7 separate regions of the Mus musculus genome follow, and regions 1, 2, 3, 5, 6 and 7 are each linked to region 4. Evidence: chromatin loops called from intact Hi-C (ENCODE). Cell type or tissue: left cerebral cortex. All regions are shown on one strand.

Evidence for each region. Hi-C counts contacts between places; a loop is a spot of excess contacts. Peaks named below come from ENCODE experiments on the same cell type or tissue, not always from the same donor. Only the 100,000 strongest peaks of a DNase experiment are listed, where the experiment ranks them.
Region 1: a loop joins it to region 4, with 3 times the contacts of the local background. A loop is called at or near these places in 6 of 42 quality-filtered maps.
Region 2: a loop joins it to region 4, with 2.4 times the contacts of the local background. A loop is called at or near these places in 2 of 42 quality-filtered maps.
Region 3: a loop joins it to region 4, with 4 times the contacts of the local background. A loop is called at or near these places in 3 of 42 quality-filtered maps.
Region 5: it touches region 4 in a loop (6-fold over the local background); 22 of 42 quality-filtered maps call a loop at or near these places.
Region 6: it touches region 4 in a loop (2.6-fold over the local background); 2 of 42 quality-filtered maps call a loop at or near these places.
Region 7: it touches region 4 in a loop (11-fold over the local background); 16 of 42 quality-filtered maps call a loop at or near these places.

What each region holds. Positions count from the first base shown.
Region 1 is chr2:105,685,882-105,689,881 of GRCm38, reverse strand. It overlaps Pax6 (paired box 6), which reads right to left. Exons shown (of 12, transcript NM_001310144.1): 6 at 3,939-4,000. Among named protein-coding and RNA genes, the nearest start is that of Pax6, 12 kb to the right of the region's middle. RefSeq lists enhancers at 1,098-1,836, 2,754-3,087. In left cerebral cortex, CTCF peaks have their summits at 1,237 and 2,132; DNase peaks (open chromatin) are centred at 1,329, 1,663 and 2,138; H3K4me3 peaks cover 1,442 bases; H3K27ac peaks cover 594 bases.
Region 2 is chr2:105,131,904-105,135,903 of GRCm38, reverse strand. It overlaps Wt1 (Wilms tumor 1 homolog), which reads right to left. Exons shown (of 10, transcript NM_144783.2): 2 at 2,844-2,966; 3 at 2,400-2,502. Among named protein-coding and RNA genes, the nearest start is that of Wt1, 7.4 kb to the right of the region's middle. In left cerebral cortex, no CTCF peak of the experiment used is centred here; a DNase peak (open chromatin) is centred at 1,554.
Region 3 is chr2:105,254,887-105,258,886 of GRCm38, reverse strand. All of the region lies in intron 1 of Them7 (thioesterase superfamily member 7), which reads right to left. Among named protein-coding and RNA genes, the nearest start is that of Them7, 33 kb to the right of the region's middle. In left cerebral cortex, a CTCF peak has its summit at 2,035 (motif pointing left); a DNase peak (open chromatin) is centred at 2,042.
Region 4 is chr2:106,080,577-106,084,576 of GRCm38, reverse strand. It overlaps Dcdc5 (doublecortin domain containing 5), which reads right to left and starts at 3,578. Exons shown (of 24, transcript NM_177844.2): 1 at 3,337-3,578. In left cerebral cortex, a CTCF peak has its summit at 2,368 (motif pointing right); a DNase peak (open chromatin) is centred at 2,394.
Region 5 is chr2:105,614,209-105,618,208 of GRCm38, reverse strand. All of the region lies in intron 1 of Pax6os1 (paired box 6 opposite strand 1), which reads left to right. Gm35946 (a long non-coding RNA gene) reads right to left here. Exons shown (of 5, transcript XR_866617.2): 2 at 2,174-2,341; 3 at 1,258-1,426; 4 at 578-713. Among named protein-coding and RNA genes, the nearest start is that of Gm35946, 4.7 kb to the right of the region's middle. In left cerebral cortex, a CTCF peak has its summit at 1,640; a DNase peak (open chromatin) is centred at 1,732.
Region 6 is chr2:105,121,276-105,125,275 of GRCm38, reverse strand. The region is part of intron 1 of Wt1os (Wilms tumor 1 homolog, opposite strand); the gene reads left to right. Among named protein-coding and RNA genes, the nearest start is that of Wt1os, 3.2 kb to the left of the region's middle. In left cerebral cortex, no CTCF peak of the experiment used is centred here; a DNase peak (open chromatin) is centred at 1,856.
Region 7 is chr2:105,332,607-105,336,606 of GRCm38, reverse strand. All of the region lies in intron 3 of Them7 (thioesterase superfamily member 7), which reads right to left. Among named protein-coding and RNA genes, the nearest start is that of Rcn1, 65 kb to the left of the region's middle. In left cerebral cortex, a CTCF peak has its summit at 2,086 (motif pointing left); DNase peaks (open chromatin) are centred at 2,103 and 2,764.

The sequences.
Region 1 (4,000 bases), 390 kb after region 4:
GTGGAGGGAAGTGGGGAGGGTGGATGGGGACCAGAGCTGGGGCTGAGGGGAGGCTAAAGGAGAGAAGCTAAAGAGGAAGGATGGTGTGGGGGAGGGGCAGAGAAAGATGGAGGGCTCCAAAGAGATGGTGGTCAAAAAGGATAAGAAGGGACAGAGGGGAAATGTTGAGGAAAAAGAGACTGGAGAGTCGACGGAGAAGGGAGAAAACCACGAAAAGGAAAAGGAGGAGGGAGCGTGTATTGGTAAACAAGCCGCAGGCATCTTGCCCTACTTCAGATGAATGGGGGAGGGGAGGGTCGCCTGCCGAAGGAGACGCGCCGAACTCACGTGTAGGGGCACAAGTGGCTGTACTAATTTGCTGCCCCAGGTCTCTTGAGGACTCTTCAAAGTGGTCCCCCCACCCAGGGGGGAAAATGATGAGAGCCTGTTCCTTTTCCCTTTTATTGTCGGATTCGGTGAAGGAGGATACATTTTTGTCCCCCACCCCACCCCACCCCGTTGGAACTACTAAAAAAGTCCATCGGTTACTGCTTTTGGAAAACACAATCCTGCCTGGTCACTTATGCCTCCACCCAAAAGAAAAGCCCTGTCCCTTCTCTAGCACGTTAGATCTTGTCAATTAAACAAAGCTGGGGGTCTCCCTCTGAAGACGCCAGCACATAGCGTTTCTCTATTCTCATCTGCTTCTTGGACATCCTCTTCATTTTAAAGCATGGGGGTTATATTGACAGTCCTCCACGCTCAGGCACTACTTATAGATTAGCATGTGCTGGTTACATAAACCTAGGATTTGCGCTACCTTGAAAAATGATATTTAGGGACAAAAAAAAAAAAGTCTAGAGGAGCAGGAAAATGGCATTTAAACCCCGTTTTGCTGCTTCTTTTTAAAAGTGGAGTTAGAGAACGCTACGGGATTCACCGCCGCCTGCCCGCCCGCTGCCGCCGCCTCTTAACCAGCCCAGAAAGCAACCCTGAAAATGTGTTCACTACTTTAAAAGTAGCAAGTGTTTGCAGCCAGGTGACTGAGTGCTCACTTAGATAGAGCTGGAGGGTTTTTTGCTCCCTCCCCCCAACCCCACCCCCGCCTTTGGTGGCTTTACCTTCCACCCTTAAATCTTTTAAGAAACTAAAAATAGAAGTTAGAGCTTTCTAATTCCCCCACACGATAAACTTAAGTGGCAGACAATTAAGATATCTCCTTTAAAAGGCGTCCCCTCCTAGCGGCGCAAAGAAGGGACCTTCAATGGGCGCCGTGCACCTCCCAGGCTAATCCCAGAGAAGAGTGAAAGCGCCTCCCATTATCCCAGCCCCAGGACCATCTGACGCAGGGGATAGGATTTGTTTCCTGGAAGAAGAAGAGGAGAGAGAGAAAGAGAGAGGGAGAGGCGGGGAAACAGAAAAGAAAAAAGAAAAAAAAAAAGACGCTGGGAAATAAAATCATTCCTTAGTTTCTTAGTGTCTTAATCAGTGAGGCGGAAAACAAGCAAGAAAAGATAGCAACGCGGTTGCGGAACCTTTTCAGCTCCGGAGCGCAGATCAAAACATTGAAGCATCTGTTGAAAGGAGGCTGACTAAATCCTATAGAGGGCCTGGGTATTATGGGGGTTGGGGCGAGGGAAGGAGATGAGAAAAAGTGTCTTCGTGATCCCTAAAACCACCAAATCGCTGGAGAATTGGGGCTGGAATAGAGTCGTCTCGTTATTGTCAGCCCACGTCGTCAGGATTTTATTCACCGCCGCGTGGCGTAGATCAGATGGAAACCATATTTGTCTCCCTCAGAGACCTAACCTCTCCTTATGCTTCTGGAAATGGACTCTTTACAACCCCAGATCAGCCTCTTGGGCTGGAAAGGAGGCCAGGGAGGGAGGGAGACCCTCTTAGCACCAAAGGGCCAGAGAGATCCCCAGGAATTTAAGCCTGGATAGCTGACACCACAGACCGAAGTCCCCACGCCCAAGATTCTCCTTTCCAGCCACTCTTCCTCCCCACACTGGAGGCGGAGCAGAGAGCCTGGGGGAAAATGCACTTAGGTGGGGGTAAATAAGGTGGGTGGGTGGGACATTCAAGAAGTGTATGACCCAGCACACTCTAGTATCTAGCTGCCTTGAGTTAAAAGTCCCTGAACTAGCGCCACCTCTCGCCCTCAGCGGTCACCACCAGGCCTTTCCCTTTTAGTCTCTAGTTGTCCAGCTCTCCAGGAGGAAAACGTGCCCTAAGCAGGCAACACTTCCTCTAGCGGAAGTTATTGCCCTGGACTTTAGTCTTGGCACCCAGAGACAGGAAGAGGGTGTTCATTCCCTGGTCTCCATGCAAACCTGAGCCCCAAACGCCAGGGAGCACAGGAGTGGAGGGCTTCTGAACTCAGCCCTCCTAGATCTGAGCTTCTGGGCCTATTGCCCACGACCGAGACACCTTCGATCAAGTGGGCGGGGAAGGGCTTAGCAGAACTTTAGAGTGCTGGGGGTGGAGAGTGGATGGTCACCAGTTGAGGTTCTAGCTTCTCTGGGGTGTGTTCTTTGGGAATGCATGGAGGAGTCAAACCTCAGGCCCTGCATGGTTGGTTATATCTTTTCCTAGCTGATCTTTATAGACACCGGAGATGCCTGGACCTGTGAGCACTCTGAGCTCCAACTCAAAGCTGCAGGTTCGAGGTCACCTGAGCCGCGGCGAGGTGTCACCCAAGGGAGCCCGGGCCTGTACATCAGAAGCCTGCACTGACCAAGAGCGGCAGCGGTGCTGGGAAAACCAGAAAGGAACACTTTTCTCCCTACCGTCCCAGTGTCCGTCCTATATTGTTTTCTGCTCTTAAAACTGACATGTCTAATTGGCAATTGGTGCCGAATCGTGTCCAGAGGTCTCTTGTGGAACATTTCTACAGCTGTCTCCTTCAGCTAGACGCTTATTCATGTCGCCTTAATGAGAAACAAAACGTTCTCTAATGAGCAATTACAGAGCGACAGGATTGTTCCCATAACAAATTCTTGCAAGTGACAGAAGCATCCTTTGTACCAGATATTTCGCATACTGTTACCGATTTTCCCTTCTCTAACCCGGCTCTGTGGAGGCGCCCTGCACGCGGGGCCGGTCTAAGAGCTCACCGATTCACAGCAGCCCCTTCGCCATCCCTGGGCAGCCCCCCCCCCCCCCCCCGGCCCTATGCCCCAGGCTCTGTGGTGCTCCGGGGGAGTGAGACTCCTCGTCCCATTATCCCCGCATATTATCTCCTTGTCACGAACACAACAAATACCGATTAATCTTCGAAGTAAACTGTTTCCTATTCTTGACCAAGTTACCTCGGTGTGAGTGGGAAGGAGAGAGAGCCAACCCACCCGCTCTTCTTCCTGCACCCTTCTCACAGATCCTGGGAAAGGAAAACATAGTTCCTATCTGCCCCCTGGCCCCAGAACCTCTTCTCTTAGCCTCAGCCCAGTACTCGGTTTCCCTACCCCACTTGTAACCAGTTGCAACCACCGAGAATAAGAACTGGAACTGGGGGGGGGGGAGTACATGGGTTAAAGTTGGGGGAGGGAACTGGCCATGCACATGGGGTTAGGGGGTCCGCCTTCTCCTACCACCTTACTCAAAGTTACATAATTGTCAATTACTTCAAAAGCAAATAATACAATTATATTTACTTTGCAGTCTCTCGGTGTGTTAACTTGTCTCAGTTGTACTGCGAGTGCACACTACTGCATTATAATGTCAAATTTGAATAAGGCACCACTAGGTTCGACCTTACACATGTACAATCTCCTAACCACTTCATACAACCCTTGACATACATAATCCTTACAGTCACCAAGATGCTTTCACAAACACCAATTACAAAGTGAGGTTGGGGTACCTAAGCCTTCCAGGATTGTACCCTCTTTAATCTCCTAGGTACTGGAAGCCCAGAGGAGTAAAACACTTCAGGAAGGTGGCTGCTTGAGTTTTACCTTGCGTGGGTTGCCCTGGTACTGAAGTCCCGGGATACCAACCAGGGCGTGTGCCCCAGCTT
Region 2 (4,000 bases), 950 kb after region 4:
ACTTAGGAAAGCTATGTGTTTTTAGGAGATCAGTGTTAAAAAAAAATAAGATCAAAGCAGGTTTTAGAATGTCGTAAAAAGAATAAAAGGATAAGCAAATATTTATGCAAGGTGAATCTGACAAAATTGCTTCAATAAAGGCCAGTCAGAAGCTAGGTTAGAAAATATGTGTGCTTCATATATGAGATATGATCTTGGTGTAGTTCAGTGGTAGAGGAGATGCTTAAGCATGCAAAAGGTCCCAGCGACAAGAATCTGTGACAATCAGATTCCCATCCCACCTGCTTTCATTTGAGAGAAACCATAGATTCATCCCAAAGTCACATTCCATCACAAAATCTCCCCAAATCAAAAATCCACAACAGTAACTTCATTTGGGAAAATGATACTAAATCGTAGATTGTGATCACTTTATGCAAGAGACCTTCTTGTGGCTGCTCAGCCCTTCTGATGGACCCCCTTTTCAGAGCCCCTCAATATGGGCCAAGGCTTGTAAGAAAGGGAATAAGCAATAGCACACGCGTGAGTGAGTAAGAGACAGAGACACAGAGAGAGACAGAGAGAGAGAGAATTACATCTTGCCAGTCCCCAGCTACCAAGAAGGCACGGGCCCCATCTCAACAATACCCACTCCCACACCAAGCTCTTCCTGACTGAGGGGACCAAGGTCTTCACACCAGGAATTGTTCCAGAGCCTCCCGCCCCCTTATAGCTACTAGAATAACATCGATGACACTCTAGCCATAGACAGGAAGGATGTCTGTAGCTGTTGCCACCACTCTCTGTAAGGGAAGAGGCTTCCAGCTGCGAGTGCAGTCTGCTCTTGAACTTGTTCTGGGGATTTGGCCCCACTGAGACTGTGGCCTCTGGGTAGCATCCTGGCTCTGGAGAGCTCGCCCAAGACCACTTTCTAGATAGAGAGAGGGACATGCATATGTCCCTCTCTGCTCCTTGTGCATATGTTTCTCTCCCTCCTGCCTAAAGAAAAGCCATTCAGAATCCAAGATTCGATTAGATAGGATGGATTTTTCACGCTAAATAGAAACGTTTTCGAAGTCAGAGCACTCCAGAGGGCAAATAGAAGAGACCGGGCTTTATGCCTCTGATACCAAGGATGGGAGAGAAAGACCAGCCTCAAGGTCAATGCACCTGAGGCTCTAGGTTTCACCGTTGGACTGCAGGCTCCAGAGTCTACAACAAGGACGTTCCCCTCCTCCACCTCAGGGACTGGAGGTCCCCAGGCGCGGCCATTCCCCCACCCAATCTCCCAAGACAGACGCTTTTCCTTCCTTCATTACCTCATTACCTCCTTCCCTTGACGTCAGCCTCCCGGAGTCAAGGGGCGGGAGGATGGGAATGGGTTTGGGGCAGTCGGTGTCAGGAGCCCCATAGTACAGTGGGGAGGAGGGAGCGGTGAGGTAATGCGCACCCAATCCTCGGCAGCCAAGATGAGGCGCGCAGCACCTTCCAGCCTGTCATGAACCGGTGTGTGTGCATCGCAGTTACTAAGCAACGCTATCTGCGACGCGGGATGCCCGCCAAGTTCACCCAAAGTTGAAGAATAAATTTGGGGTAGAAAAGGTGGAGAGTGGAACTAGAAGCCAGAGAAGGGGGCGGGGGGGGGGGGGAGCAGAGTTAAATGAGGAAAAAAGCTGAACTTCCTTCTCCAGGGAGCAAGAAGGCTTTGCTTGCCAGCGCAGACATCTCCACAATCACCATCTCGAGCAAAGGCCCCAGAGCGCACACAGGACAGCCACAAAACACGTCCACAAAACATTGCCACAGGCCAAAACTCTAGAGAGCAAGGGTGAGAGGAAGGAAGTGGCCCACTGTTTAAGTAGTTTGGCCTGTGTGGTCAGTTGACACGGAAGGCTTTTAACTGGAAGGACAGGGTTGGAGTACACTTGGTCCTTTTTTTTTTTTTTTTTCTTTTTTTTTTTTTTTTTCTTTTTTGTCCGGGCAAGTTAAAGGGCTCCCAGCAAAGACCACTAAGAAATAACTCATGACAGGGCATGGTGGCACATGCCTTTAAATCTCAGCACTCTGGAGACCTGAGACAAGCAGATTCCTCAGTTCGAAGCCAGACTGGTCTACAGAAAAACTACCAGGACAGTCAGAAAAATCCTGTCTCTCGAAAAACCAAAGAAAAGAAATAAACCCTCAAAGCAGCAGTTCCCTTTTTATCTCCAAACACAACGGCCGGCCGTCGTTTTATAGGCCAAGCAATAGCCCAAGACACCTGCTTTAATTAGAGTGTCTGGGTCTAAAGAAGACTTCTTTTGCCTGCCTTCTTTTCGCCTGTTGAACGCGATGCGGAGGGTCAGGCATTCTCTCGCCGCCAGCTCACCTGCACTTCCTGGATTTCCAGGATCTAGTCTCGGTGCTCCGCGCCTTCTTACCTGCTGTAGGGCGTCCTCAGGAGCAGGGCCTGGCTGCCTGTGCAACTGTCAGTAGGGGTGTGGCAGCCATACACCGGAGGTGGCACGGAGTACTGCTGCTCGCCTGCCAGAGAGCCAAGGGCAGCAGTGAGCGAGACTCGGGAGTGCGAGTCACTGGCAGAGGTTCTGGTGGAGGGGGGACGGGATGGAGAGCTTGCTGAGCATCAGACGGTGAGGTTTGGCTCCAGCTGCAGGACAGCGAGGCCGCCTCAACTCAAGGACTACTTCCCCACGATGAGCGGAAGGAGATTCGATCTTTTAAATAGGGTAAAACAAGCTAGTATTTCTAATGTCCCTTTAAATGTTTCTACTCGCTCTCCCAATTTGCTAGGGATTGAAAATTCGGATAGGATGCGGTACTATAGATGGAGGCATCCAGTAAAGACCCGCATCTTTCCCACTCACCCAGCGAGCCCTGCTGGCCCATGGGGTCCTCGTGTTTGAAGGAATGGTTGGGGAACTGCGCCGCGTGATGCGAGGGCGTGTGGCCATAGCTGGGCGCCCCGTCGAAAGTGACCGTGCTGTATCCTGAAGAAGCGGCAGGGAAGAAAAAAAAGAAAAAAGAAAAAAAAAAGTACAGAATCAATTAGGTTCCTGAAAAAGCAGGGGCACTAGCAGCGGGTACCCGATGTCCTAACTCTCGTCAGCAGTAGAGTCGTCCTCTGCCACCCCTGCCGCCCCCCACCCCCACCCCCACCCCTGCCTTCTAGGACTTCAGGCTCTAAGCGGGGAACCCAACGCTGTAGTGGGAACTAATCCGATCCTTTCTCCCAAATAAAATTACAAACTCCCCGCTTCCCCCAATTCCTCTGTGCCTGTCTTCCATTGCAGCCTCCAGCAAGTTGGGTGTAAAAACCGTCGCCCGCCTGGCGGAGAAACTGTCTTTCGTAAAAACAAACAACACCGTGGCTCTCGCGCTGGGGCGGCTCGGTCCAGAGGACTGGGTTTCCTCTGCTGACCCCGCTTTGACTCAGGGCTGTAAATCAAGGGCCCGCGCACCAACTTTCATTAATTACTCTGAGCCAGTTCAACGGTCTGCGCTTTAAAAGGAGAGAGTAATTACCAGGGCATGTTACCTCTCTGGTCTGCACAGCCTGACACCAAGACACTCAAGGCCTTTAGGAAAGCTTGTAGGGGGGGGGGGTGCGGGAGGAGGGAAGAAAGACCCTTCCAGTTAGGGCGAATCCTTTTGCCCCTCCCAGCCTACCTGGAGCCCAGAGGGCTCAGTTCTGCCCACAGCTGTGGTGACCAACCTTCTTGCCCCACAGGCCAGTACAATGTCCCTACCTATCCCTGTGTAGCAGTATCTCAGCCTCTGTTTTCTTGCTGAAAGCTGAGGCTGGTGACCTCCCCTATCTCTCAAATGGATGAAAATCAACAGGGAGTCTTGAAAATCTTATTCTTTCACGATATTGTTACTAAGTTTCTATAAACACATTCCCCACTTGTTTTGCCAAAGCTCAAGTTGGTGTGCAAGCCGACATCTTAAAGATCCTTCTAGGGACTTAATTGGGGTAGGGCCTCCTCCCCCACCTCTTGGTGAAGTTCAGGAGAGGGAGCCA
Region 3 (4,000 bases), 830 kb after region 4:
TGAGGGCAGGTGTGCACAGACAGGTGCTCTCTCCCTCTCTGAGGGCAGGTGTGCACAGACAGGTGCTCTCTCCCTCTCTGAGGGCAGGTGTGCACAGACAGGTGCTCTCTCCCTCTCTGAGGGCAGGTGTGCACAGACAGGTGCTCTCTCCTTCTCTGAGGGCAGGTGTACACAGACAGGTGCTCTCTCCCTCTCTGAGGGCAGGTGTGCACAGACAGGTGCTCTCTCCTTCTCTGAGGGCAAGTGTGCACAGACAGGTGCTCTCTCCTTCTCTGAAGGCAGGTGTGCACAGACAGGTGCTCTCTCTTTCTCTGAGGGCAGGTGTGCACAGACAGGTGCTCTCTCCCTCTCTGAGGGCAGGTGTGCACAGACAGGTGCTCTCTCCTTCTCTGAGGGCAGGTGTGCACAGACAGGTGCTCTCTCCTTCTCTGAGGGCAGGTGTGCACAGACAGGTGCTCTCTCCCTCTCTGAGGGCAGGTGTGCACAGACAGGTGTTCTCTCCCTCTCTGAGGGCAGGTGTGCACAGACAGGTGCTCTCTCCCTCTCTGAGGGCAGGTGTGCACAGACAGGTGCTCTCTCCCTCTCTGAGGGCAGGTGTGCACAGACAGGTGCTCTCTCCCTCTCTGAGGGCAGGTGTGCACAGACAGGTGCTCTCTCCTTCTCTGAGGGCAGGTATACACAGACAGGTGCTCTCTCCCTCTCTGAGGGCAGGTGTGCACAGACAGGTGCTCTCTCCTTCTCTGAGAGCAGGTGTGCACAGACAGGTGCTCTCTCCCTCTCTGAGGGCAGGTGTGCACAGACAGGTGCTCTCTCCCTCTCTGAGGGCAGGTGTGCACAGACAGGTGCTCTCTCCCTCTCTGAGGGCAGGTGTGCACAGACAGGTGCTCTCTCCCTCTCTGAGGGCAGGTATACACAGACAGGTGCTCTCTCCCTCTCTGAGGGCAGGTGTGCACAGACAGGTGCTCTCTCCCTCTCTGAGGGCAGGTGTGCACAGACAGGTGCTCTCTCCTTCTCTGAGGGCAAGTGTACACAGACAGGTGCTCTCTCCCTCTCTGAGGGCAGGTGTGCACAGACAGGTGCTCTCTCCTTCTCTGAGGATAGGTGGGCATAGACAGGTGCTCTTGCATAAATAGGATCATAACTGGTTTCCTTTTATTCCACAGTAGAATAAGTTAATAATGCATCCATAGTGTAACAGTGTTCTCTATCAAATGTTCTAATTAGGAACGCAAACTACCTTCCTATGATGTCAAAATGTCCAAGTGTAGGTGGACTCCAAAGACCATCTGGATCCTGGACTTATGCCCAGGCAGCACGGGACTGTCCTTGATTAGACCTCTCTGCCCACATATTTCAGAGATGGAGAGTTACATGCTGGGCATCCTGGAAAACACAGTCCTCCAATTCCCCACTCAGACATCTGATTGTATCATTTTTTTTATTTTTTTGCTCTTCCCATTTGTCATATTAATAAAACTTCAAGGTAGGTTTTCTCTTTTTTTCTGGTGTTTTGGGTGTACATTTATTTAACTATGTATTGAAGTCTGCATCTGTATGCTAAACACTCATGCAAGAAAGAGCAGAAAGTCAGTACTGCTCTTACGTGTTTTCACCTGCAAACTATTCCCTTTGGGAGGAGAGATGCTTTTTTAAAAGCAAGAATAACTTCAGAAGAGACAGACAGACAGACACACACACACACACACACACACACACACATACGGAAAGGGAGAGAAAGACAGACACAGAGACAGAGAGGGGGCAAGAGACAGAGACACACAGAGAGAGGGAGAGAGACAGACAGACAGAGACAGACATAAGGAGAGGTAGAAGGACAGAGGGAGAAAGGGAGAGGGAGCAGGGGAGGGAGGGAGGGAGGGAGAGAGGGAGAGAGAGAAAGGGGGAAGAGGAAGAGGGAGAGGGAGAGGGAGAGGGGGGAGAGGGAGAGAGAGAGAGAGAGAGAGAGAGAGAGAGAGAGAGAGTTCAACTTCAATCATAAAGTGCCCCCAAGTGGACATTGTTTAAACTACATTGAGAAATCCTACAATTGCAATCAAGACTGAAGGCACAAACACTCTGGTGATGGGCAGCAGTGGGCTTACTTACTCTTGGTTTTGTACATAATTTAATAAGACCAGCAGCTGGGGAAAAGAATCTCATTGACGTATAAAAAAATAGACTCTGCAAACACACTCTTCTGGCTTCCTGGGAACTTAACTGGGTCTGGATACCGCCTGTGGCTATGCTAGATCTTACAAGGACAGAGTGGGTCCTAGAGCCAAGAGAATCCCCCTGTGGCCTTTCTAGAAAGCTCCCTGTCTATTTAATTGTATTCCTTACTCCACTATCAGGACTTATCCCACTGAATTACTTGGCATCCTGTTAAGCCTGTCACTTAGATTCCATAACAAATTAAGTTCTATGAAGGCTCTGCTCTTTCTCAGTATTAAAATATTCATATCTGCTCTAACAACCTGATTTTTTAAAAAACTGGCTAAAAGCTTTGCTGGTATCCCCTATAGGAAGTGTCATTTTTAATGAACCCATAGGCATCATAAATAAAAAATAGCTGGTAATAAAGAATTGATAAAGTAACTCTGGCCCCAGAGAGATGTCAACACAGCCTGGGGAGAGCCTTTTCCAAAGAGGAGTCTGGAGCCTGAAGACCCCCCCCCCAAACAAACAGTAAAGAATCAGGGCACTTGCTGAAAGCGTTTTCTTAAAACACAGGGGTCTCAAGGAGGGTAGATGACAAAGGTGACAAGGAGGGCCTTCTGTGATGCATGGGAGGAAAAGGGGTGCAAGTGTGGGAGAAGAGATGCAGCCAGCATTTCCACAGCATTTACCAGACTAGGTACTGTCTTCCCCCAACCCAGGAAATTAGGCAGGGAAGCTTCCTGTTGTAAACGAAGCCAGACCCCTTCCATGAATGGAGGTGGAAGGGTCTGAATCCCAACCCAGGTCTCATACACAAAATGTGAGCCATAAAGCCAGCAAGTGTAACACTCACTAGCCCTGCTTGTGGCTGAAGTGTCTTGGTAGGGAAACCATTGCCTAAACCAGACCTTCTTCTATGGTTCTAAGTGCTCTACCTGCAGCCCAACCTTCTTTCTACAACTGCAGACAGTCCACCCCATGACCCCACAGGTAAGTGCAAGGCCCAGAAAGCTAAGCTTCAAAATATAAACAAAATACAGCCCACACTGAGTCACGACTCTGCCTTTTCAGGTCATGATAAGACCAACGGATTTTTCTTACTTCTCTAAGACTGCAAACTCCTCTGCTCAGTGGCGATGACAGCCTTGTTCCAAAGTGGACTCAAGGCAGCCCCAACCACCGACTTCACTGAAAGGCAATCAGAAGAGAATGTAATTAAGTATCTGTTCATGGCAACAGCACTTGTCATAAGAGAGTTTCTAGAGGAGGGCTGGTATAGAGCCTGGCCATTTGTGACAACAGAAAACCCCAGCTCCAGGGGTGTCCAGGACCACCCACAGATCTGTTCTTCATCTTCCTAGGGGTGGCCATGCAAGAGACCCACTCTCTTCAGCGGCCCACTGCGTGCACACCACGCTCCTCTCTCCACATCTCTAAATGCCTCTCACAGCATTTTCTTGGGGTGCGGGGAAGAAGAGTGGACAGGGAATTTGGCTTTTGCCACCCCTGGGAAGGTACATGACGGTGCACATGACAGAAAGTCTCACTTCACTCTGGACCTTCTCCCCCAAGCAGTGGACAGAAGGAGAGAGGCAGCCTGACCTGAGGCAAGCCAGTGTGTTTAAAAGAAAACAGATACAGCAAGCTTGGAATAAGGGAACAGTCGTATATTCTCAAGTAACAGACGGTCCAGATTAATAATCTTACTTCAATCTTACTGGTTTCCCGTTTTGGTTTGTTTGTTTGCTTGTAAGTGGGTCTCTCTGCCTTTCTGTGTGTCTCTCTGTCTGTCTCTGTCTGTCTACCTCTCTCTGTCTCTCTGTCTCTCTGTCTCTCTGTCTCT
Region 4 (4,000 bases):
CTAACAACTGAGATGGGTCGTTAAAAGTATTAAATGATTAAAAATGAGAGTTTATGAGCCCTTTTCAAAACCAATGTTTTTAATAAAAAATAAATTGCTATACATTAATTATGTAAAAATCTCTAGGAACTTTGTTAGTTTTAGGAGCAGAAAAATCAAAGAAATTGTCTAAATCAGGACGAGCAGCTTCCAGTGATGAAGTTCCCCTCAAATCATGCTTGTACCTCACACTGCCGATCAGTTCGCCCAAGCCCTAATTACTGTAACTGCCTGGCGCCCTTCCACGGAGGTTTTTTTTTTTTTCTTTCTTTCTTTTTTTTTTTTTCTTTCATTTTTTACAGTATTTCTGAACAGACTGACATATTTTGTTTACTGACAGCAACTAAAGCTCTGTGTAGGATCATAAATAAAGAAGATCGTGTTTAAAAATCACTAATATCATTTTAAGAGGTACTGCAGCCTTGTGTTTTGGCCTCTGTTTGGCTGTGTTAGCCATGAATGACAGCTTCCCTGCTTGAAGCACACAGAAAGCACAGCCTTGCTCATTCACTGACAGGACTGTGGCCTTTTCACACGTTCCTTCCACAGCAGTGTTTGTCCCCAAACACTGGAACTCGACACAATGGCATTCCTACTCTAACACCCCCACCAACAGCACCAGTACATAACAAGAATGCTAATGAGCTGGAGCTGGCCCTCATGAAAGTGTTAACTACATTTCATAGAAAAGTGGTTATGCTGTTCCAAAGATTACCAATTAAACAGATTTCTGCTTAGCTCTCAGCAATTTCCAAGATGTTTCCACTCTTGACAAAATACACGTGATAAATGTAAGGCTAAGCGACTTTAAGCTGTCCTAAATATAATATCTCATTTGAACACTCACGAAGCAGTATATATTTAAGATCACTGTAAAGTAATGTGCTTAATTCAGCCCCAGGCTGTAATAGCCAAGCTAAAATTTAAAATGAAAAAAAAAAAATTACTAGGGTCATAAATACAAAACCAGTAGCCCTGACTTTTCCTTTAAAGTTGCAATGTAACGATTTGTTTAAGAGACCTTCCTTTGGGCTTCTAGAATTTTTAAACCCATTATAGTTTAACAGACAACAAAACAATATGGTTTTCCTATGGGATGTCAAAAGTAGACTAAACGGAACTGATGTCAAAGTGATCCGGTCCTACAATTTTATAATCTTAAGAATTGTTAACAAAACAAGAGCCGCCCCTCGTCCACGTTTCACCTGTCTGGTGATTCCTGAACAGGGTGAGACAGAAAACTAAACAGAACCAGCTTTCTGGAAGGCCGAGTGAAGTAGTGCAGCTCAATGAATGCTCATTAATGCCGAGGGGGACACTCATAAGATAAAGATGTGGCCAGGCTTGCCAATGGCCAGAGGTGGCATTGTAACAGTGCCACTGCAGTGAGTTTTAAAAACATCGAAGCCATGGAAAGAGGACCCAAGTGCATATAATTAAACATGCGTGACTAAAGAAAATAGAATTTTTTGCAAACTTATGGCATTCCTCCTTGCTTTCATCCCTGTACTTCAGCTTACCTATAGCATGATGAAGCTTAACATTGTTACAATGCAGTAAGGCATAGAGGTAGAGAAAGTAGCAGAGAAACGAGACGTTTAAGGATTCTTAAACTTAGCATAATATTGAAATGCTTATAGAGTAGTTAAACGAACAATCTGCAACTAACTAAAAATGTAAAGTTTTGCTCATATTTACATCTAAGATTTAATAAATTATACTTGACAGCATTTTGAGTAATGACCTCTTTAAATTAAAGCAGCAATCCTCAAGGCATTTTTGCCACAGTGAACTGAACTCCTGAGTTTAGCATTTGTTTAGAGTGGCAGAAATAAGAGGCGTTGGCCCTTATTGTCCGGATGTCTTCTGTCTCACCAACCCTCACTTTTAATAAAACTTAGAAAGTGCTTATCTCCAGATTTTATTTAAACAGTGCTTTTCTTGAAATTACAATAAAAGCCATATGCTATTTTTTAACATTGAAAATAACTTAAAACCCTTCACTTAGTGAAACACAACTACAAATAAATTTAATTCAGAAAGGCATCATTTATTTTATAAAATCATTATATATTGAACATTAATATTTAAATATTAAACAATTAAAAGAACAAAAATTTTCTTATACTGGTTTTTGTATATGCTGGCCTAGTAGAACATTGGAACAGTCTGGATTTTTAATCAAATTGTCTATAGTAGTTATTAATCCTCTCTGAATCACTATATCTCATTAAAAGAAACTAAGTACACTTTCCCTAAAAATAAAGTCTGAGACGTCCCTGGAAGTTCCAAGAGCTTTGATGAACTTTCTTCTGCCCATCGTGTGTTGCAGTTCTCCGAGTGGACAGCAGGAGGTGCTGTGTGAACACCGAGCCTGTCATCTGGAGCCCAGCTCCCTCCAGTTTTCTGTGTGCAGTGAATAGTGAGACGCTTTCAAAATATTCATTTATCAGCGGCCGGTGGCCTGAGATAATGAGCCAAATTCTAAAATGGAACCTCCAAGTTTACAATGTAAACCCCACCCTTATTTAACACAAAGGTTGGCTTCTCTTAAGTGTTATGTTGGAAGATTTTTTTTTTAATGGTACAACCTTTTTTTTTTGTAATTATCCAAACTGCAACATTCTGGTTACAATATAAATCCTTTTTTAAGTCAATCAAATGTCCCAAAACTAATTACAAAACCATATGTCTTTACCTTCACACATACATGTGTGTGTGTATAAATAAACATACAACTATAGAATAAATGCACAGAGATTAAAAGGTAAAATCTAATTTAATTTAGTCAAATACATTAATTCAACTATACTCTGGATCCTGAAATACACAAGTTAAATAAGTATAATGGAATTAAGTTCTCTTGAGGAGAAGTTAGTTCACGATTCATTTCTGTAGAATCTGATTTGCTTTTAGACCCATTTCTACAATAGTGAGGTGAGTTTACACCAGAGGAAAAATGAGGAGTCTCAGCCTTCAGAGGAGTGCAGATGAATTCATTTCCTTCGTTGGTGTTACTGACTCTGGAATAACCATGTAAGGATCTGCTTTTCCTCTGCAGAGTGAGCAGTGAGGAAAGATGAGGCAGATGACACTCCATACCAAAAGACAGACACAATCAGCCCCTTTCTTGCTGCCTTTGAGATTCCAGAGCATTTTTGGCTCCCTTAGAGGCGCTGAGCTCACAAAACATGTCACGGTTCTTTTATGACACAATGCCAATCATTGCGTCTATAGAACCAAATACATCTGAAAAAATATATATAATACAGTACTTTTTAAAAAGGGATGGCTTACCTGCTTGTAATAATATTTTTGCAGACTTTAACCGTTGATACAAGGCCCCAAGAACTCCTTGCCCGTGCATCTTAGCCCCCAAGGGTCTGAAACCTTCTCCCTTAGAGACCCAAAGTGGTCCCCTCAAAGGACTGATGGAATTTTGCAGGCATTTTTCAAGCAGAGAAACTACTGGAGAGAAAAGGGGGAAGGATTCCTTTGACCCAACTGAGATACGCTGTCTGGAATGCAGCCTCGAGACTAGAGCTAACTCTTAACATCTATTATTTATGTCTGACCTGGGTTAAGTCTTAGCGAGGCAATTCCTGCGTTACCAGTGGCCACCAGGAAGGATGTATTTATATTGCGACATCCCCCCCCATGCAAGTCTCATAAGCTGTGTGAGCACACCTGAATAGTTCTGAAGTGTGCCTAACTAGCTGCATGGAGTGTCATGGTGTGCACTGATTGCCTTATCTTCTCATTTATCACAGATGAGTTGGAACCAGCCTTGCCGAAAACCTACTTGCATTGTCCTGATAAAAACTGTACGATCCATGATGTTTCAGTGTCCTGCGTCCTGTAGAGGAGTCCGTGTACCCAAAATATCACATCTGGAAATTATTTATAAAGTATGATCCACACCTTTATAATAAGCCTTCCTACCCCAGGCCCATCATTGGTA
Region 5 (4,000 bases), 470 kb after region 4:
AATACTGTGAGGATTAGCCCTCAGGGAGAGGGAGGACTAACCTTCAGGAAGAGGCAGGACTAACCTTCAGGGAGAGGGAGAACTAGCCTTCAGGAGGAGGAGGACTAGCCTTCAGAGAGAGGGAGGATTAGCCTTCAGGGAGGAGGAGGAGGACTGGCCCTCAGGGAGGAGGAAGACTAGCCCTCAGGAAGGAGGAGGACTAGCCCTCAGGGAGGAGGAAGACTAGCCCTCAGGAAGGAGGAGGACTAGCCCTCAGGGAGGAAGAGGACTAGCCCTTAGGGAGGAGAAGGACTAGCCTTTAGGGAGGAAGACTAGCCTTCAGGGAGAGGGAGGATTAGCCTTTAGGGAAGAGGACTAGCCTTTAGGGAGGAGGACTAGCCTTAGGGAGGAGGACTAGCCTTCAGGGAGAAAGACTAGCCTTCAAAGGGGAGGTCTAGCCTTCAGGAAGGAGGACTACCCTTCTGGGAGGAGGACTACCCTTCAGGGAGGATTTGCCCTTAGGGACATGGGCTCCAGGTCAATTCCACTTCTATTTCTTCAAGTCCCATATGTGTTGTTTTCAGGAAGAGGGTCTTACCTTCAAGTTCTGAGAGAAAACCAAGTATGATGGCAATAGCCTATATTTGTTTTGGGGTCTCCTGAAGTCCTCTGACCAGCAACACAGAGGGATGCTTCTCATGGCTCTGGGTTATTTGTCAAGGAATCTATGGCTCCTAGGAGAAGCATTGTTAGTCCATGTGACACAATACCACTTAAACAATAATGTATTATATATAAAAATATTTAAATAAAATAGTGTTACCCATTAAGCTTCACACCACCACTTTCCCATAAGCACCTGTGTCATACTATCTCCTGCTCTCGAGCCTTTCCACAGAACGTTATTAAAACTAATCAACCTGGCGTGATTGTGCACACACCTCTGACCTCACTACTCAGGGGACTAATGTAGAAGGACTGAGAGAAAGTTTAAGGCCTTCATAGTGATGATCCTATCAAAACCCCTAACAAATTGACATTGGTAATAGTATTGTTTAAGCTAGACTTTATTTGGATTCAATGAGTTTTTGTGCAGGCCCTTCTCCACTCCAGGAAACAGAGCCAGGTACTATTATGCATTAGATTCTCTGGTTTTTAATAGACTTGAAGTCATGTCCTTGGCGGGTGTAACTGAACACACTTCTAGAAAAAGCAAACAAACAAACAACACATTGAAGGCAAACATATGCTTAAGTGCTTATGAATAGTCATCCTTACAACTTTATGTAGCAAGGTGTTCTTATTCTCGTTTTCTTTTCAGAGAGGTTGAGGCTTGGTACAGGCCACTCAGGGGCAGAGTTCAATTCCATCAGACAGCTGGCTCGGGTTTAGAGGATGTTATATCCCTGACCCTTCACCAGAGCTAGGCTGGAGAGCAGACCGTCACCTGTGGGAAGAGCTAACTCTGTTCAAAAATGAATATAACGCACCAGCAGCTACTGGCCCATTTGGCCAGAGTCCCCTATGTCCCTTCCTCCTGTATCCACTCCTTTTAACTTATTCTGACTAACCAACAGCTGCTTGTCAATCTTACCCAGTGCTCTGGGCTACAATGCAAAGGCGCCTCCTGGTGTTTGCATTTGAATAGGGACCCGAGTCTGGAAAACAATGAGGCTCGGGTGGGAGTGGGGGCGAATTCGAGCTAATCCTCTTCCTGGCGTCTTCCATTCCACCACGTGGCATTACCTCCCGCACCTGCGCAGAAACCTCGATTCTCCTTTTGAATTCCTTGTGAATGAGGTCTGTGCATCTAAAGAGGGACAGAGCCTTCCAGGGACAGGAAAAAGGACTGCTTTTCAGCCAGTGTCTCTTTGGCACCACCTCCTGGGTTCCTACTTTCCTGCATGGGAGCACTATCCATTGTCAGGCCAGAACCAGGCAGGGAGGACTCTAGGTGAAGGTAGCTGTCTCCGACCTTTCCAAACATTCAGAGACCTTTCCCCAGTGCTCGAAGGGATGCTAATTGTCACTGTGCAGTAGAGACATGGATGGTCCGAGTGACCAGCTGGTAAATGATACAGTAAGGCCTGTAACTGTGGCCCGCCTGCTTCTGTCTACACAGCTTCAGATCTTCCACCACAGCGAACATTGTCACCACGATTGTTCTAGAAATAGGGCCATTGCCAAAACCAACCTCAAATTCCTGGTGTGCGGAGGATTCTGTGATGTCCTGGGTCAGCAGTCTGTGGTTCTCAGTCCCTGGAGAACCAGGCAGGAAACAAAGCCTCTTTCTCAGGCACTCTCCTGAAGGCGGAAGTGGCTCTGTGTGGTAGGCAGCAAGTTAGAGGCCAGGGCCAGCATCCTGTCAGGGAGTGAGCATTTCCGCATTCAAAGTGGCACACCGAAAGGACACTGAGAGTGAACCACTGCCACTCTGTTTACCTGGGAGTTCTCTGGGACCTAGGAGCAATGCTAATCCTTTTGTTGGCTTTAAGAGGACTCAGCGAAACCAGCTCTGTCCGAAAAACAGCTTGGGGAAAACTAATAGACTACAATGTGGACTGACTCAGCTCAGTCATCATCAAGCCACTCGCGGAGCAGCCTTGTTGTTGATGAGTTGGCATGAGGTCACCCTACGGGCAACAGAAGTCACCACTCAGGGCTGGTGAGATGGCTCAGTGGGTAAGAGCACCCGACTGCTCTTCCGAAGGTCTGAAGTTCAAATCCCAGCAACCACATGGTGGCTCACAACCATCTGTAACAAGATCTGACGCCCTCTTCTGGAGTGTCTGAAGACAGCTACAGTGTACTTACATATAATAAATAAATAAATCTTTAAAAAAAAAAAAAAAAAAAAAAGTCACCACTCAAAAGTATGAATAAGAACTGCTACCAGGTGTTGTCCTTTCCCTACACACAAACGCTCGACATGAGTGAACTTGGCTAATCCTAGGAACAAACAATAAAACAGTGTGCATAATTACTACTGTCACTTGACTGGTAAAGAATCTAGGCATTGAGGGTCTGGAAATTTGTACTGGATCTAGGACCAAATATGGCACTTTGATCCCTTAAAAGTTTCAGGCAGAAGGAATTGAAGGAAGGAATAATTGTTAAAAGCTCACATGGTAAGCAAGTGGCAAAGTTGGGAGCCAACGTTATCAGAAAGGCTAGGAGCAGAGAGTACTGGGGACGGCTGGATACATCCATGCTTCCCTTTCCTGTGGGTTTTGATTTTGGTTTTGTTCTGGTAACTTTTTTTTTTCTTTTTTGGACAAGGTCTCACTTGTATGTATGTAGCCCTGGCTGACCTGGAACTCACTGTGTTGACCAGGCTGGCCTTGAACTCACAGAGATCTATCTGCCTGCCAAATGCTGGGATTAAAGGCATGTGCTACAACGCCTGGCTAGTGTCTTATAATACCTGTTTTATGGGATGAAAATCACAAAGAGAATTTACACCAGAAAAGAAGGGAATGGCCCTCAGTGGGTGCCTGGTTCATGGAAAAATGGGCAGTGTCTGAGTCTTCGAGTGTCCAAGGGAAGTAAGTTTGGAAAGACCATGGTGCTTAGGGGGACAGAGGGAAGGAAAACAACCAACACTGATGTTAGGGGGAGAGTTGCTTAGAACTTAGTCATTGATTTGATTGCCTTTATATTCCCTCACAAAACCATGGGATGAAGACAAAGTGCCTACCCTCTATGGGGATTGTAATCTGGGAGCAGGGAAGGGGAAAAGTTAAGCTTTCAACTAAGCACCCATGAACTTGCAAAGGCATAAAATAACCTGCAAGTCTGGCTTCTGTCCTGCCATAGTTTGAATTCTTGAGGATCAGGTATGAATGCCTGCCACACAGTCATCTATGAAGTCGGTGCTTAGGCATTACTGCATAGTGGTTAAACAGATATACAAGATACACTGAAGGAATAGCCTATGGGGTTATGTTTCTGATTGTAAGAGGTAGAGATGGGGGTGGTGGAAAACCCTCCATTGAGATTTGAGCCAGGGTTTAAGAGTTGA
Region 6 (4,000 bases), 960 kb after region 4:
GGGGGGGGGGCAGTCAAGGATGTTGACTGTAAACACAAAGAAATCTAGCATTTCAATGGTCTTAGTGCATTCACCAGTTGCTGCACATTGATTTTAACTCACACGGATTCGTGAATCCAGAATCGTCATGAATTTGACTTGGAACCCAAGGCTCAGAAAGTTATTTGCCTTGAGCAATTGCCGGTTCCTCTTGGGGATACACAATATATAGATGAAGACTGTCCTAAGGGAGCTTAACAGAGCTGCACTATCCGTCGATACACCTTCACTTTCCACCATAGTGGACACCGCGTGAGATGCTTGGGGGTTTTGACTAATTTGTAAAGGACTAGAAGCCCCCCCCCCGTCCTCTTTCTTGAAAGGAAGGAAGGAAGAAAGGAAGGAAGGAAGGAAGAAAGAAAGAAAGAAAGAAAGAAAGGAAGGAAGGAAGGAAGGAAGGAAGAAAGAAAAAAAGAAGGAAAGACAGACAGGGCCCCCACGACAAGCTTCTCCCATCTCCCCTGTTCTCTATCCCTAACTGTGTAATAGTGCCCAGGGTCATTGGACTTCTTGGGGAAGACAGGCCCTTTGGGATACAACCTCTCAAGCCAGCTTGCCCTGAAAGTCCCTCGCCCCTGTCCCTCCTCCCCACCTCCCGACCTCGTATTTCTACTCGTTTCCCTGTTTCCCTTAACTTGGGGAAAGAGGAGCCCTTCGCGAAGAGCCAGGGTTTCATTACCAAAGGAAAGTGGAGATACTTTCTTTTTTAGTCTCCTGCAAAATTTTTGGGAGGGAGATGTGGATGGAAGTGATGTGTAGAGAGGCCGGTTTGATTTGAGCTCCTGAGAGTATTGTATTTCAAGAATGGAAAAGGACATAGCTCAGTATCCACCTTTACATTTTTCAGGTTTGTCTGGGGGCGGGTTTGCGCGGTGGGCTAGCAGGAGAGAAAATGGGCGTTCGGAAATTGGAACTCCTCTGTCATTTTTTCTCAGAATTTCTGAGGGGGAACCCAGGAAGCATATGTTTGACTCCCCATTTCAATCCCAGGGTGCCCTTTTACTCTAACTTCTCGCATAAAAGTAGCAAGAAGTTCCTATCAGGGTGGAGAAATAAGTGCGAGGCGAATTCCAGAAGCTGCCTGCGCTCAGTTGGAGGACTCCTGGTCAGACTGGACGCTCCTGAGATTCCCCTTTGCCCAACTATGTCTAGAAGTCCAAGCGGCAGGAAGCCAGTGCTCTGGGACCCGCAAACCTTGGGGTCACAGAATACCCCATCCCTTTCTCCTCTGGTTACCCCAGCAGACGCCTTGCTACACTGACTTGGGTGCCCTGAGCTGACTGTGAGAGCTACTGACAGCCTGCCCAGGGGGTGTTGCACTTGCCGCCCACCCTAAACCCCCCTCCTTTGAGGCCTGCCCGGGTTCCAGAAAAACGAAGGTCACGGCGAACTAGGTGCTTCCTACTCTTCCGTTTTCTCCACCACGTTGGTGCAGCCTCGGGCCTCAGAAAGGATAACGTTCCAAACTGTCTGTCTGCAGGCAAAGCCTGCTATTAAACTCAAGCCAGCAGGGGAAACTGAGACCCAACTGAGATAGGAAAAGCAAATGGTACAGCAGTAGTTAAAAGCAAGGTGGATTGAAAATGAGATCTCACCTTCACTTGGCAACCAACAGCTGTATGACTCCTGAAGAGTTTTAGCAGTGTTTTTGAGCCTCAGTTTTCACATTGGAGAAAATATGACAGTAGCGTTCTACCTTCGGGGTTGTAGATTAATCCCATAGGAAGGTAGTGATCTGTTTACAGCAAAACCACTCGATTTTGATACTATTATTTGAAAGATTTTTGCCGAGCTCAACAAAACCCCACAACTTTCAACGTCCAATTCGTTCTGGAATGGTTTAAACCACCGTCTCTGCTTCTTTAGTACTGATGGAATTTGGAAGAAAAGAGACACTGGCAGTCTAGGTGGCTTCAATACGTGTCTTAGAAGGCGCATAATTATTACAAGATGAAAACCATCACATCTAGACGGAAGGGGGAGCGAAGATCTCAACCCGGTCTTTCATCCCGGGGCTGTCAACTTCATCTGGCTGAGCACAGCCTGGAGGCTACAGCCGTGGCCCCAGGGACCGGCGCGCACGCCAGGGCCGCGCTCTGGCGGGTCACCCCGAGGCTGTTGACAATTGAATAAACACGCTGTAGCCTTGCGATCTGTCAGTGGCTGAGGCCGCCAGTCTGCGCCCACGGCCAGAGGATGGCGCGAAGAGTGACCCGACCTCCAAGCCACCAGTCACTGGGTTAGCCGCTGCCCTAGGGCCAGGCCGGAGGTCTTGAGCCCCAAGAGCAGGACAAACGTGCCAGCGCTGTTTCTCTCTCCCAGCGTTTCTAAGTAAGCAGTCCGCCCAGGGCTGCAGGGAAACGCGCATAGGGCTCAGTTTCCAGACTAGCGCAGTTGGCAAAAACAAAAACAAACAGATTTATTTTTGCAAAATGAAAGAAAAATGTAAACATCGGTGGACTTTTTTGTGATACAGCTCACCCCTAGACTTCTTCTTTCATTTGAAATTTATCTCAGTTCTTTCTTTCTTTCTTTCTTTCTTTCTTTCTTTTTCTTTCTCCTTTTAAAAAAATATTTATTTATTTATTTATTTATTTATTTATTTATTTAAACCAACCTTCCATCTGGGCTTCAAACTCTCCTCCCTGGCCTGGTTAAGGGGCTAAAACCACCTAGCACTGCCTGGTGCGAGATGCAAATTTTGCCCTTTCCCCCAGTTCCTGGTGCCTGGAGCCGCAGTGTTTTGACGCCACACCACGGGTTCCCCAGCTCCCCAAGAGCCACCAATGAAAGGATTCAGCAGCGCTGCTTCTATTATTATCCCGTAAATCTTTTTAAATTCTGGAACTAATTATATAGAGGATATGTCTCAATTTGTTCTGCATTAATGCCACAGTGGGGATGGAGACCAGGCCGTGGCCAGAGCAGATATGGAAGCCCATGAAATTGATGAACTGAGAGTTGCTTCCAGTCCAGAGCGCACCATCTGGAATTCCAGTCTGAGGTTACAATTAGAACTCCTGACCCCAGATTCAACTTTGCAAACAAGGGTGGGGGCGGTGAAAAAAAAAGGAAGAAGAAGAAAAAGAAGAAGAGGAGGAGGAGGAGGAGGAGGAGAACTTATGCTACACCTGGAGAGAGAGACAGAGAGAGAGACAGAGACACAGAGACAGACATAGGCAGAGACAGAGACTTTAATCTTCTCACCTTAGAAAATTCTTTCAAAGTATTTGTGTTTTTATGTTTTTAACCTAGAAATGATAACATCCTTTATAGGCAGGGCTTCATCTCATCCCCCTCACTCCTGGCTACACTCCGGGTCACTTTTCTGTCAACACTGGAATTAATTAAATATGAATGAATTATTCCTCAGAAAACTAGCTAAATCTAAATATCACTTTGTGATTTCCCTTTTGATAAGTAGTGTAACTGCAGAACATTATATGGACGAGGAACTCCCTCCCTCCCTCCCTCCCTTTGCTGCCCTTTCTCAGTTTAACTTTAATCAAAGATTGTATTTGTGTCATGATTGTATTTGGTTTCTAATTCAGCAGAACAATCTCTTCTTTCCTCTAGTATTATGCTCTTCTCTCTCTCTCTCTCTCTCTCTCTCTCTCTCTCTCTCTCTCTCTCTCTCTCTCTCACCTTGACTCCCAGAAGAAATGAAAGACCAGGCAGAACTGGGGAATCTGTTCAATTGATTAGCATAAATGCCTCGACAAAATGAGTTATAAATCACGTGGATGCATTAAGCCTGAAGTCAGCCCCTTGCCAGGGCACTGGTGTCTAAATAAATGTTCATAGAAAGCACAGTATCCCTGCTCACTCTCACCCTAGGTAAAAATGTAAGGATATCCAAACGTTGAACTAGGAACATGGAAGGTGGTCTCAGGATAGGAGGTTAACATTGTTTGGGCTTCCAGTCTGTGACAAGGACAGAGACTCTGGACAGTCTGCATTT
Region 7 (4,000 bases), 750 kb after region 4:
AAGCAGGGCAGCACAAAGGCCAGTTACTGGTTAACTTTAAGAAAGAGAGGATGATCTGGGGGCGGGGGTGTCATGTTAACCCAGTGAATGAGATGGCTCTGTCCATGGGTTTGTGGTCAAAGGAGCCCGTGGGAGTCAGTCTAGAGAGAAAGCTGGGAGGCTGACCCTAAGCACAGGTGGTAACAATTGTTCAGGATCCCCACGCCCACAGTCAGCCATTCCCCAGTGGCCCTTGCCTGGTTGGGTTCTGAGATTTGCAGAGCAATGCCTGGCTGGTTTGCTAAGGTTTTGTGACTCAGTTTCTTCAAGATCTGGTATTTCCAATCCCCAGATGAAAACTGTCCAGGGCAGGTAGGTTCCTGAGTGCCTGCTGAGGAAGGATCTAGAGAGGGGGGGTTCTGATCCCCAAGTCTCTCTCTCAGCCCCCCCAGGCAGGTCCCTGGAGGCTAGGTCCTAGAGGTCAGGATGGCCACCTTCCCCTCCTGCGGCGATACTGCCTTCTGCCTTCTGCCTCTTACTCTCCCGTTCCTCCCTCTGCTCCATCATGCCTTGAAGACTCTTCTGGGTCACCCAGAGTGTGGGTACATGCCAGACCCCTTTACAGCTTTGGGTTGGGGACTTTTCCCTCACACAGACCTTGGCCTTGAGTCTAGCCTCTGAAGAGCAGAGCCCAAGGCTCAATAGTGGCTTTCACTGGGTGGTTGACCTCACCGACACAAACAGGACAAAACCCCATTAGAGTTCAGATGGAAGCCTTCCAAGCCAGACAGCAACCAACTGGAGGCTTTGCAGTTCTCTTTCCTGGCTGCTTTGTCTTGGTCATGGGCCGTCTTTTTTTCCAACTGGAATGTTTTGAAACTCAGAACCTCTCTTGTAGTTGAGATGGGTGATGGCAGGGACCTTCAGTGCTTGTGTATGTGATTGGCTTCCTCTGATGTTGGGCATGGTGCTAACTTCAAACATGGAGTCTTATAACTTGGTGTCCTCCAAGCTCTGCTTGTATTGAGTTTATTTAATTGTTCTGTCACCTTGCCCTCCCATTGTCTGACACTCATGACTGCTGATCCCTTAAAGGACACCCCCCCCCCACACACACACACACACAGGGAAAGAGAAAGAGACACAAACTTAAGACTGGATAAAAGTATGATTGTTTTTAAACAAACCTAAGAAAAGCAAGTCAAAGATTCATTAACCAGAATTCTTTGAAGCCTCTAATAATCCTTATTAACAGTCTTATATCTAAAAATAACCACGGGCAACCATCTAATCTGCTGGACAGAGGAGGGGCTGGTGGTTTGGAGAGCTCGCCTGGGTCCTATGCACAGTGGCTGTTTTTGTTCCCACTGTCATCTCAGCCATCAGTTTCGGCTCTGCATGAAACACTGCCTCTCTGCTATGGAAAAGCTAACTCCACTGGCTAGACCTCAGCCCCAGAGAGGCTCAGTGACAGCTTCCATGTGTCTTTCTGGACAGAAGAGCTAAATGTCATTTTACATGTTTTCTCTGTGCTAGACCTGACCAGCCGTTATCTTGGGAGCATAGGGCTTCTAGCTGCTCACCACAACAAAAAGTTCACTGACAAATTATCCTCACATAGGAAGCAGTGATAGCTCTCCTGTGAGTCAGTAGGCCTAATTTCTGCCTTATCCTGCTGATAGTTAAAAAACAAAACCAAAAACGTGTGTGTGTGTGTGTGTGTGTGTGTGTGTGTGTGTGTGTGTGTTTAACAGGTGCTCTTGGAGGCCAGAAGATAGCATCAAACAGCCTGGAACTGTGAGTCACTTGGTGACCTGGTGTGGGTACTGGGAACTGAACCTGGGCCCACTGCAAGAACAGCAAGTGCTCTTAACCCTGAAGCCATCTCTCCAACCCTTTCCTGTTAATTTACAGTCACAAGGGCATCCGAGGAGGTAGACCATGTGACAGGGAAGAGGAGGAACTGGGCAAACTGGGACAGGGCTATGCACTGGGTGGGGGCGGGGATGGTAACAAAATATTTTGTTTACAAATGCCTTTGAGGGGCTATCCTCCTCCAATTCCTCAGACTACAGCGCCAGTGTGGCCATTTGTGGCTTTCTTCTGCCCTCTAGTGGGAAAAGATGGTCAGTGTTTTTCCTTGAGTGACAGCCAGACTCTCATATGCACTTGTCGGCCTTCTTATTACATCATGAATTTTGATAAGCCCATTAGCCAGCCAGGCAGCCAGGAGGAGGATGTCTTTCTCACTTGATGACTACACAATGAGGAGTAATATATTTTAATTTAAACACCATAAACCTATTGAGTGCTTAATTAACTTTAACCGTCTTTAGGGGAATGAAGCCAATTTGAGGGGGTCAAAAGGAGTTGTTTCAATATCAAACAGTTTTACATAGTCAATCCATTCATTCGGCCTACAGCTACTGATTAACACACAAAATTAACATGTTAGTAAAAATTCATATTCAGGCCTCTGGGGAAATTAAGATTCGCATGCACAGAGCGTGATTAGCACAGCTATTGTTTCCTCCCAACAATATAATTTAATGGGTTTTTAGAATTACAGAAAGAGAGACTCGGTGCTGGTTTGAATTGATTATTTACCACAAAGCTTTGAAATATAGAAACGATAGAAAACATCTCAAGCCAAAAGGGCCAGAGAACAGAGGCAGAGGAACTCGGAGAGAACGCTGCTTTCTGAGCAAGCTGGCCAGGGTGGACTGACAGAAAGGCAGGCTAGGTGCCGCAGCCAGAAGCCGGACCGAAGGGACCGGAGAGAGGCTTTGGGGCTGCGTGGGAAAGCATGGGAAAGTACGTTTTCTGCTTTTCAGGCAAGATGGGATTGCTTCATTTAAGATTCAATCACAGGACACATCCAGCCAATTCCCTAAAAGTACGTATCTCAGGCAGCTCATGCTATTCAAACATGTCAGAGTCAAATATACGGAGAAAGAAAAAACAGGAAAAGGGTAAGGTAATTACCATATTCACAAAACGAATCTAATTCTGAGCTTCCTAGCACACAAAGGGAAAATGCTAAGTGCCCTTTAATATATATTTATCTTTATCTCATTGTCTTAAATAACGTGCTTAACCGGATAGACATGTTTCCTTCCTTGTGCTAAACTGTGAGAGCAACTGATATACAGTCATTTAGAGAAAGGCCACCGAGTAGGAGGACTGTCACCACATCTAATGACAGTCTAGTGAAAGGTACAGAGGTCTTCAGAAAGGGCTTCTTACGTCAGAGCTCCATGAAAGGTGGGAAGCTTTAAGATCTGGTGAAGCCAGCTCCGTAGGGATCTGTGCCAGCGTGGGCCAGACAGATGCTCTGACGATCTTCCTGGAAGCTGGGTGGGTACAGAATCCTTAGGACTCAGTCCAGCAGGAAGCAAGTCGGGGTTTCCACCCCTGTAATGACGAGGTTTCTAAAGCAGCAGCCATATCTCACTGAGTACCTTCAGTCTCTGTATCTCTCCATTACACTCTGCCTGGTTGGTTCTGATGTGAATACGGTTCCCTCACACCATTTCACTGAAGGGCTAGTACTATTGTGTCACGCGCTTGGGGGGGGGGGGTCACATGCTGACCATATCTCTCCTCCCTCATCTCATTACTTCCTGATTTTTTTTTTTTTAACCACATGATACAAGTCTGCAGACCCCACTGCCACAACAGATCAAAGCTCTAGGGGATGAAGCAGTTAGAAACCCACTGGACACAACATGGCTGCTCCAGGGACCTGATCTGTCCACCCAGAGACCCTGCCTTCTAAACTGTTGGGGATACCAGCATATTAGCCACGTCTTCAAGGTATCTACATTCCTAGGACTCTATTTATTTACACCCAAGTAAATAATTACAGAAGTGTTTAGAGACTCAACTCTGTAGACATTCACCTCAGCATTAACTCCTGACACGCCAGAAACACTCAACAGTAGATTGAGTAAGTCTGGCTTGTGTTAACTAGTTGTGAGTAACCAGCAGCCTAAAGCAGACCTACATATATCAATACAGA